Regions from separate parts of the Homo sapiens genome. Here region 2 is linked to region 1. The links are chromatin loops, found by intact Hi-C in ENCODE. Cell type or tissue: chondrocyte. All regions are shown on one strand.

What was found. A loop is a pair of places that touch in the nucleus more often than their neighbours do. Peaks named below come from ENCODE experiments on the same cell type or tissue, not always from the same donor. Only the 100,000 strongest peaks of a DNase experiment are listed, where the experiment ranks them.
Region 2: a loop joins it to region 1, with 2.2 times the contacts of the local background. A loop is called at or near these places in 19 of 110 quality-filtered maps.

What each region holds. Positions count from the first base shown.
Region 1 is chr4:57,018,159-57,020,658 of GRCh38, reverse strand. All of the region lies in intron 16 of POLR2B (RNA polymerase II subunit B), which reads right to left. Among named protein-coding and RNA genes, the nearest start is that of POLR2B, 41 kb to the right of the region's middle. In chondrocyte, a CTCF peak has its summit at 1,550; no DNase peak of the experiment used is centred here.
Region 2 is chr4:57,118,191-57,120,690 of GRCh38, reverse strand. The region is part of intron 1 of IGFBP7-AS1 (IGFBP7 antisense RNA 1); the gene reads right to left. Among named protein-coding and RNA genes, the nearest start is that of IGFBP7, 9.1 kb to the right of the region's middle. In chondrocyte, no CTCF peak of the experiment used is centred here; a DNase peak (open chromatin) is centred at 1,348.

The DNA of each region.
Region 1 (2,500 bases):
GTAAGTGATTACACATGAGTCACCTCCTACTTAGGAAGTGCCTCCCCAAACCAAGTTTCCTGATCCTCACAGCAACTCTGTGCCATAAACAAGATAAGCATTATTATTCTCATGAATCAGAGGAGTGAATTAATAATCTACCCATGATCCCAAAATTAATAAGCAATAGACTCAAGCCCCAGCTTTTAGGTTTGAAACTGATACTACCCCATTCCCCTCTCCTTCTGCCACCAAGAAAATATCATATCTTTCCCACCACAATGAAATTCTTAGTTGCTGCTGCCAAAACACTTTGTTTGATGAGCCCATAAAATAACTTGATATTTAGGTCGGGCATGGTGGCTCACGCCTGTAATCCCAGCACTTTGGGAGGCCGAGGCAGGTGGATCACAAGGTCAAGCGATTGAGACCATCCTGGCCAACATGGTGAAACCCCACCTCTAATAAAAATACAAAAACTAGCTGGGCGTGGTGGCACGCGCCTGCAGTCCCAGCTACTCAGGAGGCTGAGACAGAAGAATCGCTTAAACCCAGGAGGCAGAGGTTGCAGCGAACCAAGATCGTGCCACTGCACTCCAGCCTGGTGGCAGAGCGAGAATCCGTCTCAAAAAAATAAAATAAAATAACTTGATATTCATAACCTGGATATCATCATGAGGAAACAATAGTCAAACCTAAATTGAGACACAATGCAAAAATAACTTTCCTGAACTCTTCACAAATGTCAAGGTCATGAAAGACAAGGAAAGACTGAGAAACTGTTCTAGATTAAGGAAACTAAAGAACCATGCAATTAAATGCAATGCACAATCCTGGATTAGCTCCTAGACCCATTAAAGACATCGTTAGGTTTGAATACAATAACAGTTGCTTTCTCAAAAAAAAAAAAAAAAAAAAAAGACATCATTAGGACAACTGGCAAAATTTGAATTGAGGACTGCTGACTATATGGATATCAATGTTACCCTGATTTTGATGGCTACACTGCAGAGAATGTCCTTGTTCTTAGGAAACACATACTGAAGAATTAAAGAATGATATGGCTTCATGCCTGCAACTTACTCTCATGTGGTTCAGGAGGAGAAATAAAAAGGGAGAGAATAATAGAGCAAATGTGGTAAAATGTTAAAAGTTTTTTTAAAAATGGTACGATGGGCTGGCCGTAGTGGCTTACATCTGTAATCCCGGCACTTTGGGAGGCTGAGGTGGGAAAATCACTTGAGCCCAGAAGTTTGAGACCAGCCTGGGCAACAAAGTAGACCCTATCTCTACAAAAAAAAAAAGAATTTCAAAATAAAGATGCCATGATGAAGTCAGGAATAACAGAACTGCAGTCCCTGCCAGCCATGACTCTCCACTTCACACCAGTACCAAAGGAACATTTGCTTTCAAACCTAGTCCTTCTGTATATTTATTTTCCTCTCTAGCCATAAAGAAACTGTATTATCTAAATGTTGGAGAAAACACAGCACTGCAAGCACAGCCCAAAGATACATGCATACTGTGTAGACAACCTAACAGATTTTGCTTTTCTAGACAAGAGGAACCCCTTGTGGAGGATTTTGAAAATAAGTAATTTTAACCTATGAGAATTTGCTATCAAAATGGTAGAGCCCCATTACAATACACTAAAGATAAACTTTACTAACAAATAACAAATGTTACCCACATTCAAAGCCAAAAGTCTGTTAATACAAAAGATAACAGTGCCAAAGAACTCTACTGTCTCCTTTAATAGTCAACACTCATACCCTTCAGATTTCTCTTCACCATTTTACCCACCATCCAGTCTCCCTGAGAATCTCCTACAAACCTGGAATTCCCCTCCTTATCAGCTACTTCTCAAATCTTCTCTCTTAATTTCTCTTCCTGGTGTCTAAAATTGTCTGCCTCTGGCCTTTTTCTCATTCTAAATTCTCCTTAGGCAATTTCATAGTAATCTATAATTATCATTAATAAATTAAAAATTTTACATCTCTAGACTTGACCGTCTTTCAAATCATGTTTGCAACTCACTGTTGGAAGTTCACGTCTTAGTGTTCTGACACTAAGACACTAAATCAACATATCCAAAACAAAATTATTGTCTTACCTCTAAAACCTCTTTCCCCTTCTAACATGTTCCCAATCTTATTTTTCCCCCAACCTATTCAAAGCACCTCTCTTTAATCACCCAAGCCACAAACACCAACAGTATTTCCAATTCCTCTCTTCATTGCTCCACACTCAACCAGTCATCAAGTCCTATCAAGTGTATTTCAAAAGGTATCTTACCCATCATTCTTTTTCATTTCTTTAGGACCTTGCCATTTCACATTTATACTACTGCAAAAACCCCTAAATTAGCTCCCTGTTAATACAGTACCTGATTGTAATCTACTCTTTATGCCGCTGTCAGAATGGTATTCCTAAAACAAATTTCTAATTGTATTACTTCCCTGATCCAAAAGGTTGGATGGGTCTCCATTTTCAAAATAAAATTCAACCTGTTCAAGCTCTC
Region 2 (2,500 bases), 100 kb before region 1:
AGTAAATATTATTTCTTTTAGACGGCATCTCTCTGTTATTTAAGTTGACACCACTTTTTCTCAGTCATCATTTTAACTTTATCAGTGTTCACGTAGGGTTGCTTTAAAAAAGTTTGTTTTGACCTTATAAAACTATTGAAAGACTTTCAAACTTAAGTCCAACATTAGGTATCTCTAATATTCCAAGTGTTACCTGCAAAGTAATTCAGCCCTAGGAGGAACTACTCACCACCTCCCCACCCAAAAGCCTGAGTCCCTCCAAAAATATGGGAGGGATCAAGTGGAGGAGCAAAGGAAAAGGAAAATAAAACTATATAATTCTCCTCAATTTAGCAAGAGAGCAAGAGAAGTTGCAACAAGTAATTATTCTATTCTATTAGTCAATTTTAACAAAATCATGGTTAATAATCCTGTGAAAACATCAAGGAAAGCACAGGAAATAATTCAATCATCATATTTATTGAGGGTTTATTATGTGCCAAGCACTGCTCCATTCAATCTCCCCACAACCTCATGAGATGGGTAATACTATTACTCCATGTTACAGATAAAACTGAGGCACAAAGAGGTTTAGTCACTTACCCAAGGTCATATAGCTAACAAGTGCTAGAAACTGGAATAAGAGAAGAAAGGAATAAAAAACAAAGTCTGAAGAATGAATGGTAACTGAGATGTCTTAGGCAACAGAGAGCTAATCAGTGGAAGATGTGCAGAGAAATCATTCATTCATTCATTCACTCATGCACCTATTGAGCTGAGTGCTGGAGATACGGCAATGGCAAATCAGTTTTTAAAGCTATCATTGTCCTTGAGATCTGGTGGTTATATACAGTGCAGTAAAGCTAAAATGGAGAATGCACTGAGTGAGGGGCATGGGAGACCTCTGTGAGACCTGAAGGTTAGAAAGACTCTTCCAGCAGAGACCGATGTCTGCTCTGAGATGTGAAGGATGAGGAAGGATGCTCCGGGGGTCGGAGCAGATTGCCTTAGCCCTTTGGGAAGGGTTATTGCTTCCCATGGGCGCTGGATGCTTTTTAAATAGACCCAAAAGAAGAGAACATGACTCTGACAGCCAAATTCCAAATGAATCCAGTCATAGAGTTTATTTTTCTTCCTACCCTAAAAGCCCTCAGGGAAAGAGAAAGGGCTTAGCAAAGGCAGTGGGTGGCCAGATGGGCTGGGAAAGGCCTGAAGCTAGGATGTGAGGGGCTCACTGGGAGGAATAAAGCTCTGTGGGACGAGCCCGCTACAGCAGTGGAAGAAAGAGCTCAGCCTGGCATGTGGACATGTTTGTGGAGAATACAACAGGGACAAGTGAAAGCAGTCCAAGACAGCAACCAAACTCAGAGCGGCTCAGAGAGAGGGAGCTGCACTTCCGGGGCAGACACTGGGCAGACGTCTACACAGAGAGGAGTGGCGTCAGACAGGATTCTAGACTTGGCTGGAACTCAATAGCAAGACAACTCCCAGAAGGGAAGTGGGCAGAGGAGGCAAGGCTGTATTCCTAAAGAAAACAGAGGCTTGGGATGAGGTAAAAGCTGTCTTCCCAGGGAATTCCAGAAAGAAGAAATCACATGTGAGACATCTAAAGAGGACGGCTATTCTGGGAGACCGAAAGTCATTCAACTTGGCACATCAGGAGGTCAAAGACAGGGATCGAGTGAGGCACACAGAGGGCAGGTTGGTAATGGCTTTATGAAGAATTATAAGAAGTCTGGCATTCTTCTCATTAAACAGGGCGTGATAACTCAATGATATTTATCTGAGTATAAACCCTCAATTGACCAGAGCTGCTGCAAGAGGCCCAGATTAAGAATGATGTATGTTCTAATTGGTTTGGTGCATTCACACCTAGGAATACTTTTTTATTTTTTTGAGACAGAATCTCACTCTGTCACCCAGGCTGGAGTGCAGTGGTGTGCTCTCTGCTCGCTGCAACCTCCACCTCCAGGGTTCAAGCAATTCTCCTGCCTCAGCCTCTCAAGTAGCTGGGACTACAGGTGCGTGCCAACGAGCCCGGCTAATTTTTGTATTTTAATAGAGACAGGGTTTCACCATGTTGGCAAAGCTGGTCTCAAACTCCTGACCTCAGGTGATCCACCTGCCTTGGCCTCCCAAAGTGCTGGGATTACAGGTGTAAGCCACCACACTCGGCCTTATGCCTGAGAATAGCTTTTATTCAGTCACGAATTATCCTCTTCTTGCAAACACAATTGGTATAGAATTACCAATTGTGTTTGCAAGTGACCCAAAAAGATTTAGCAAGATGAGTTCTGAGAGGCACATAAAGCTGGAAAGTGTTGCTTTCTTGCATTAAGCCAATTTTCCTAGACTTCTGGATGTCCATCTCTTCATTTCAATGGCTAAAGAGGTAGGAGGTTTTCCTACACAGGCATCATTGCCACCACATAGCCCCTCCTAAACCTCTCACTGAAGATCTACCAGGATAACAGGACCTTCAGTTGGGTCTACTTCTGACCCTTTGAGGCCATGCAAGCCC